Linked DNA regions of Homo sapiens: all the other regions are linked to region 2. A link is a contact called in ENCODE Hi-C or POLR2A ChIA-PET data. All regions are on one chromosome and are shown on one strand. The core of a region is the stretch at or near the end of the contact, and the rest is flanking DNA. Distances in the headings are between cores, read along the strand shown.

The links. Hi-C counts contacts between places; a loop is a spot of excess contacts on that map. ChIA-PET counts read pairs that join two places held with the same protein, here RNA polymerase II (POLR2A). Pooled maps may share reads with other maps.
Region 1: a map of OCI-LY7 shows a loop between it and region 2 (5-fold over the local background). The contact joins the promoter of CARD11 here to the enhancer-like site in region 2. A Hi-C loop is called at or near these places in 4 of 168 maps with a recorded cell type or tissue (GM12878, OCI-LY7, PC-9 and 1 more), 37 of 37 single-sample maps with no recorded cell type and 15 of 50 pooled maps. POLR2A ChIA-PET finds 5 or more read pairs at or near these places in 7 of 52 experiments (OCI-LY7, Panc1, WTC11 and 3 more).
Region 3: a pooled map shows a loop between it and region 2 (4-fold over the local background). The contact joins two enhancer-like sites. A Hi-C loop is called at or near these places in 4 of 50 pooled maps. POLR2A ChIA-PET finds 5 or more read pairs at or near these places in 3 of 52 experiments (AG04450, PC-9 and activated T-cell).

Annotation. Positions count from the first base shown.
Region 1 is chr7:3,042,567-3,045,266 of GRCh38, reverse strand. It overlaps CARD11 (caspase recruitment domain family member 11), which reads left to right and starts at 1,400. Exons shown (of 25, transcript NM_032415.7): 1 at 1,400-1,600. RefSeq lists an enhancer at 1,178-1,472 and a silencer at 1,338-1,687.
Region 2 is chr7:2,893,398-2,896,097 of GRCh38, reverse strand. No RefSeq gene overlaps it. Among named protein-coding and RNA genes, the nearest start is that of CARD11-AS1, 49 kb to the left of the region's middle. Within about 2 kb of position 1,422, at least 5 of the 41 ENCODE cell types and tissues checked have a DNase peak (open chromatin) inside an H3K27ac peak, as active enhancers do; they include GM12878 and OCI-LY7, where a contact is called at or near this core.
Region 3 is chr7:2,757,003-2,759,702 of GRCh38, reverse strand. All of the region lies in intron 2 of GNA12 (G protein subunit alpha 12), which reads left to right. It also overlaps a transcript of AMZ1 not described here. Among named protein-coding and RNA genes, the nearest start is that of AMZ1, 70 kb to the right of the region's middle. RefSeq lists an enhancer at 1,426-1,715. Within about 2 kb of position 1,347, at least 37 of the 41 ENCODE cell types and tissues checked have a DNase peak (open chromatin) inside an H3K27ac peak, as active enhancers do.

The DNA.
Region 1 (2,700 bases), core at 151-2,650, 150 kb before region 2:
CTTTTAGTGCATCAGTCACTGGAATAGTGCACATTGTACAGTATACATTGTACCCAATAGGTGATTTTTCATCCCCTACCCCCTCCCATTCTTCCCCCTTCTGAGTCTCCAACGTCCATGATCCCACTCTGCCTGCCTTTGCCTACCCATAGCTTAGCTCTCGCTTTTAAATAAGAACATGTAGTATTTGGTTTTCCACTCCTGAGTTACTTCACTTAGGATAATGGCCTCCAGTTCCATCCAAGTTGCTGCAAAATACTTTATTTCGTTCTTTTTTATGGCTGAGTAGTATTGCATGGCGTGTGTGTGTGTATCACATTTTCTTTCATCCAGATTTTTGAGTCTGCAATCCATGTAAACCCTTGGGACCATCCCACCCATGACGATGGCCATTTGGGGTAAATTATTAAAATGATGACATCCAGCTGGGCGCAGAGGCTCATGCCTGTAATCCCAGCACTTTGGGAGGCTGAGGTGGGCATATCACTTGAGGTCAGGAGTTCGAGGCCAGCCTGGCCATCATGTTGAAACCCCATTTCTACTAAAAATACAAAAATTAGCCAAGTTTGGTGGTGCACGCCTGTGGTCCCAGCTACTCGGGAGGCTGAGGTGGGAGAATCGCTTGAACCCAGGAGGTGGAGCTTGCAGTGAGCTGAGATTGTGCCACTGCACTCCAGCCTGGGTGACAGAGCGAGACTCCATCTCAAAAAATAAAAATAAAGTAAAATGATGACATCCAAATCACAGTTTCTCTTACAAGTATACTTCACCGGAACATCGAGGGCACAAGCTGATGGTGGGTGTCTTGGACCCCAAAGCTGTCGGGGTGAGGAAGGCCTTTGAAGGGGTGCTGACCACCCGGCATGCCCAGGAAGCTTCCAGAACAGGGGCTGAGGGAGGAAAGAGGCTTGGGGTGTAGGAGGCTGCAGGATTTGATGTGGGGCACCCCGTTCCCCTCCCATTGCAGTGACAGGCTCTGGAATTTCTTCAGAAATTCAGCTAGATCTCGGGAGCCAGTGCCCTGGAGAACCTAGAAGGGAGAGAGCCCCTCCCAAGGCCCCACCTGGACTCTGCCGGGGGTCACGGCTGGGTGGGGACTGATGCCCAGACTGGTCCAGCCTCACCCCGACTGATGCAGGTGGGCTGGGCCCTGAGACTCGCCTTGGTCTCCCCATCTCCGGCTCCCTGATCTGTCCCCAAGCACCCCCACCCCCGGCCCTGTCCCCACTCCCACCCCCACCTCCTTGCCGCCCTCCTCCCGAAGCACCGACTCCGCCCCCTCCCTCTCTTCCTTATCTTTTTCTAACCTTTCGCATTTTTTAGTCTCATTTCCTGTCGGGTTTTGCATTTCCCTCCCCCGCCCCTCCCAGCCTATGACATACTTTCTCTCCTTTTTTCTCTCCTGCCTCCTCTGGCCTTCGGACTCCTGCCCGCGCCGCCCGCAGCCCCCTCCCGGCCCTGCAGCCCCTGGGCGGGCGGCGCCCCTCGGAGGACGGCTCCGGGCCCGGGGGGACGGAGGGCCTGGTCGCCTGGAGGAAGCCGGAGGCCTGCGTGGAGGAGGCGCCCCGCGCAGCTGGCTGGCGGAGCATGAGCGCCCCAGGTAGGCGCAGCGGGGATGGGGGAGCTGGCGGAGGGGGAGCACGAGGCGGGGAGTTGGGGGAAGAGAAGAGGGCACGGGGAGGAGATGGGGGGCATCAGTGAGATGACACGGTGGCGGGGGGGGCGTCGGGGGATGGGAGTGGCTCCCGCTGGTCCCGCGATGCTGGGGGTATCCTTCCCTCTCCATCTCTGTCCCCCTGCCCCCCTTCTCTCTCTCACTCTCCTCTCCCCTTTTTCCCTTCCAACCCTTTTTCTCCCTCACTTTCCACCTCGTGTGCCTCTCCTCCGTGTCTCTTTGAGCGTCTCTGAGTATCACCGCCCAGCAAAGCCCCCACCTCCTCCTACTGGACAGGAAAAAATCGGGGGTCAGGAGGCTGCAGCCCCTTGGTGCACCTGCCCCAGAGGGAGGAAGAGAAACTTTTCTGACACCTGAAAGGCCCGGAAGTTTGCAGACCACAGCCCAGCCTGACTCAGAGGCTCCTGGGAAGGTGGGGCCTGGCTCAGGGAGGAAGGGCAGCCGCACCAAAAGTGGGTGTGGAGCTGGGAGATGGGAGAGGACAGCCCCCCGCGGGGACTGTACTAGAAAGGGGGTGGCGGGGGCACAGGAGAGGGCCCAGGTTCCCGACTGAAACCCGGAGCAGGTCCTAGCGGCCTCAGGCCTGAAAGCCACCTCCCCCAGGAGGCCCCTCCAGGCCCGATGGGGCCACCAGGCCTTCTGCTGAGCCCCCTCTGCAGATAGGGGCAGAGAGGGTGTTTCTGTCCCTCGGGGGCTCTGAGCACCGCTGGAGGCTGTCACGGGGACCCAGGTTCATGGACAGTGGTCTCAGCTGTGAGCTTCGGGGCTGCCCACACAAACTTGGTCTTGGACCAAACTGACCTCTCTCTGCCTGGCCTGCTCTCAAAGCCTTTGATTTGTAGTTCAAAACATTTTCTCCTAATATTTATGACTCGTCTTGAAGGTATAAGGTTACCAACCTACCAGAAAGGGGAGAAAAATAGTCGATCGTTCATTCCACATTTATTGAGCGCTCAGCCTGTGCATAATGCGTGCCGGAAATCCCGGGAGCCGGGAATTGATATGAGGACAGGAATTTCTCCGTA
Region 2 (2,700 bases), core at 173-2,672:
GCACCTGCCCATTTACACCTGGTGTTTACAAACCCAGCACAGACCTGCTCCCCTGGTGACCATCATTCCTACTTTACAGATGGGGAAACTGAGGCTCAGGGGGGTCTCACATCTGGGAACAGAGCTGAGATCTGAAGACAGAAACCTCCAGCTGGGCACAGTGGCTCACACCTCTCATCCCAGCACTTTGGGAGGCCGAGGTGGGAGGATCACTTGAAGCCAGGTGTTCAAGATCAGCCGGGGAAACATAGTGAGACCTTGTCTTTGCAAAAAAAAGTTTAATTGGCCAGCGTGGTGACACACACTGTAGTCCTTGCTACTCAGGAGGCTGAGGTGGGAGGATCACTTGAGCACGGGAGTTGAAGGCTACAGTAATCCGTGATGGTACAATCCAGCCTGAGCCACAGAGTGAGACCCTGTCTCTAAAAGTAACTATAATAATGAACAGGGGAACTTTCGAGGGCTTCTCACGGCCGCCTCAGGGCTTACTTGGTACAAGCTTCACTGAGGTGTGCATCAGGTCCAAGGACAGAGGTCAAGGTCAGACAAAATTCAGGAAGACTGGAGTTCCCAGGTGCTCAGGAGGCAGTGCTGAAAAATGAGAGGGGTGGGGGCCGGACGCAGTGGCTCACGCCTGTAATCCCAGCACTCTGGGAGGTGGAGGCGGGAAGATACCTGAGGTTGGGAGTTTGAGACCAGCCTGGCCAACATAGTGAAACCCCATCTCTACTAAAAATACAAAAAATTAGCTGGGCGTGGTGGTGTGTGCCTGTAGTCCCAGCTACTCAGGAAGCTAAGGCAGGAGACTTGCTTGAACCCGGGAGGCAGAGGTTGCGGTGAGTCCAGATCTCGCCACTGTACTCCAGCCTGGGTGATGAAGTGAGACTCTCTCTCAAAAAAAAAAAAAAAAAAAAGTTTTTAATTAAAAAAAAAACTAAAATTAAAATTTAAAAAAAAAAAAAGAATGAGAAGGGTGGGCCACCAATACTGGTACATATGTGGGGGCTCAGCTCAGAGCCCTGGCCCCTCCTCCCTGCAGACCCAGATATGGAGAGGTTGGTCCTGACTGAGGGTCCCCAGCATGGCCCACTTCCTGCACTGCCCCTGGGGTCAACAAGGCCCCTGGTGCCAACAAGGTCCTCTGCACAGGAGCACCCCAACCTGGGTCCCTGAACTCCTCGGTATCGTCCTTCCCTGGCAGCCCCAAGGCAAGACAGCCGGGGCCCTTGGCAGGAAGCTGGGGCTCACGCTGTGGGCAGGAGCTGCAGCTGCGCCGGGAAGCAGGTGGGTGAGGCGGGGGCGTGGAGGAGAGAGAGGAGAAAGGATTGGGGGCTTTCTGGTTTGTTTGGCTACTAAAATTAGCTGTTTGTGAACAGGGGGCCAAAGGCTCACACCCTCTCCTCTCAGCACAGTCTGCTTTGAAACCCCAGGTGCTTGGCTAAAAATTGTATTGAAAGTTTCCACGCGGCTTGGGGTGACTGGAAATGAGTCTCTGATACAGGATTGTCTTTCTTCCTTATTACATGTCACATTCAGTTCTGATGTTGTTTTGACCGACGCTGTGTGCCCCTCCTAGCTTGTATGATGGGTGGGATACGAACGCAGGTATGAGGCTGTGAAATTGCATTTGCTTCTGTGTGTGTGCGAGACAGGGAGACAGAGAGACAGAAGAGGAAGAGGAGGAGGGACGGAGGAAGGGATGAAGAAGGAGACACAGAGAGGAAGGACCAAGGAAGGGAGAGAGAAGGAGAAGGAGGCAGGGAAGGAGGGAGGGAGAGACAGAAACAGGAAGAGGGGAAACAGAACAGAGAGAAAAAGAGAAACAGAAAGAAACACACACACACAGGCTTTTAGACCACTAGCTGCTTGGCTGTTACCAGCCAAGGCCCAGGTGGACATTAGGTGTCTTGTTTTTTTCTTTTTCCTTTTTCTTTTTCTTTTTGAGAGAAGTTCTTGCTCTGTTACGCAGGCTGGAGTGCAGTGGTATGATCACAGCTCACTGCAGCCTCGACCTCCTGAGCTCAATCTCCTGCCTCAGCCTCCAGAGTAGCTGGGACCACACACACGCACCACCACACCTAGCTAATTTTCTTTCTTTTTTTTTTTTTTAAGAAATAGGGTCTCATTATGTTGCCCAAGCTGGTCTCAAACTCCTGGGCTCAAGCAATCCTCCACCTCAGCCTACCAAAGTGCTGAGATGACAGGTATGAGCCACCACGCCTGGCCTGGGGTCTTGGTGATGGAGTAGCCGGGCCCCCAGATGTGCCATCCCATGTGATTTCACAGTGAGGAGTCCTAGGGTGTCTGTTGGCTGGGAGATGCCCATATTGTGGGATGACGTGGAGCCCCAGGGTTGGAAATGGCCACATCTGAGCTCTCTGACAGCTTTCTGTAAGCCCAGGGAGGTAACGTCACACTAGAAAGGCTGGGTGACGAGCCACAGGAAGTCACTGTGAGGACCCAGTGAGCCCGTGCAAGGGGACCCCCCCACATGCAAGGGGACCCCCACATAGGCACCTCCAGCCCAGCTGTTAAATGGCCAGCCTAGTAGAGCCAGGTCCTCTTGGCATCTCTGCTTGGATTTCCCCAAATTCAGTGTCCAAATCCAAACAAACCGCCGGGTACGGTGACTCACATCTGTAATCCCAGCACTTTGGGAGGCCAAGACAGGCGGACCACCTGAGGTCAGGAGTTTGAGAC
Region 3 (2,700 bases), core at 98-2,597, 140 kb after region 2:
GTATGACTACAGAAGAGGGTCTGAAAAAATAGGCACAGCGTGAAACAGCATGAACAAACACCTCTGAACCTGCCACTCAGATGAAAAACATCAACAGTAATTCATAAACCCCATGTGAGCCACTACCGCCACCCCAGCGTCACCACTATTCTAGTATTTGGCTAATTATTCCTTTCCTTTTACTTGTCTTTTTACCACCTATTCCTAAACAGTAGTAACTTACCACTTGGGCATGTTATTTAACCACTTTGTCTCAGTCTTCCCATCTGTCACATGGACAGAACAGTAATAACACACCGTGAGTATTGTGAGAATGAAGGTGATATGGGGGAGGCCCTTAGAACAGTGCAGGCACATAGGAAGTGCAAGGTAGGTGTGAGTTCTTACAGCTAGCGCTTTGTTTCCTTTTGCCTGTGTTTTAACTTCATGTAAATAAGGACAGTATAACCATTTTATGACTTATTTCTTCAGCGTTATATTTTGAGATCCATCATGGGGTTTTTATTTTTATTTTATTTATTTATTTATTTATTTATTTATTTATTTATTTATTTATTTATTTTGAGACAGTGTTTTGCTCTGTGGCCCAGGGCTGAGTGCAATGGTGTAATCTCGGCTCATTGCAACCTCCGCCCCCTGGGTTCAAGTGATTCTCCTGCCTCAGCCTCCCCAGTAGCTGGGATTACAGGCGCCCACCACCACGCCCCGCTAGTTTTTGTATTTTTAGTAGAGACGGTGTTTCACCATATCAGGAGGCTGGTCTCGAACTCCTGACCTCAGGTGATCCACCTCGGCCTCCCAGAGCGCTGGGATTATAGGCATGAGCCACCGCGCCCAGCAGAGACCCATCATGTTGATACATGCGGTGATAACCCTCTCATATCCATTCTTCTGTGGTGTTCTATTAGATGAGTAAACTGCACTTGATTATCCACTGAACCAGAGGTGGGCACTGGTGGCTTCCAGCCTAGGGCTGTGACTCTGCTGTTAGGGGCACGCTGCTACACAGGCACCAACCTCTCTAGCACAGGGGTTCCTCCAAGTGTGCTGTGGGGGCCCCCGAGACCCTTTCAGGGGTTCCCCCAGGTTCCTTGAAAGGCTCCCCTGATTAGATCAGGCCCACCAAGATCACCTCCCTTTGGCTTAGCTGAAAGTCGCCCAATCACAGGAGATACGTTCCATCACACTCCAGCTTCCTCCCACGCTGCAGGGGAAGAAATTGCACAGGGCGTGTGTCATTGAGGCTCGTCTTAGAACCCTGACAGCACAGAACACATGAAACTGCTGAGACACTGTCTGCCCTTTACACCCTCTTTCATGTGCAAGCCTGCATTGGAGCTTTTCAGAGGCCACACGACGTATGAGGATGTCATCACTTGGATGGCGAATGAGATAAGTGTTTGCAGAGCCTTGTTTTCTTAAAGTGCTAGGATTACAGTGTGAGCCACTGCACCCGGCCCTAAAGCCTTGTTTTCTTAAAAGCTCTGAGTTTTCATTTCTAATACTGTAAGCATCGATAGTTGGGGAGATGTTGAGTTTTTGGGTTTTTGTCTTTGTTTAAGAATAGGATAGTAAAAATAGAGGGGCTTTCCATAAAGAGCCTGAAGCAACAGCTGCTGACTCATCCTGTTGGTTTTGAGTTAGGGAGTGACTCATCCCCAAGCAAGAGGTTTTCCAGACATTTATTAGGTCTGTAGAGCTTGTGTTCTGTGTTAACCAGGCAGCTACATTTGCAGGGGGAGGGAAGAATCATTCCTTATTATTGCTATTCTGATGTGGGGACAGCGAACAGGAGTCAGAGAACCACTAAGCTATTAAAGGAAAAAATATTTAAGCTGCCATTTAAAAAGTCAGGTTTGAAAAAACACATGTCTTCATTGACTCAGCAAGCGTTCAGTACGTACTAAGTGCAAGAGGTCCCTGGGGCTGAGAATGTGCAGGGAAGATGACATTTTCCTTTATGCTTCATGGTTATTTTGCCCTAAGAAGTACTAAAGGTTTTTTGTTGCTGGATGAAAAGATTACCACCAATTAGCAACTTAAAACGGCACAGATGTAATGATCTCCCAATGTGCTTGGGTCAGCAGCCTGGGCATCCAGAGTTCGCCACGTGCTCTGCTCGGAACCTCGCAGGCTGGTGCACCTGGCCGCGTTCCCATCTAAGGCTTGTCATCCTTTTTCAAGCTCACTGGTACTGGCAGAGTTCATTTCCTTGCAGTCCTCTGACTGATGTCCCATTTTCTTACTAGCTGGCAGCTCCTAGGGGTGCCCTCACTTCCTTGCCACGTGGCTCCTCCTCATAACACGGCTGTGTGCTTTCTTCTAGGTCAGCAGGAGAGCACCTCTTTTAAAAGGCCCACCTGACATGGCGAAACCCTGTCTCTACTAAAACTACAAAAAATTAGCCGGGCATGGTGGCGGGCGCTGCGGTCCCAGCTACTTGGGAGGCTGAGGCAGGAGAATGGCGTGAACCCGGGAGGCAGAGCTTGCAGTGAGCCAAGATCGTGCCACTACACTCCAGCCTGGGTGACAGAGCAAGACTCCGTCTCAAAAAAAAAAAAAAAAAAAAAAAAGGCCCACCTGATTAGATCGGGCCTGCCAAGGTCACCTCCTTTTTTCCCCCGCCTTGGGACAGAGTATCGCTCTGTTGCCCAGACTGGAGTGCCACTGGCACAATCACGGTTCACTGCAGCCTCGAAC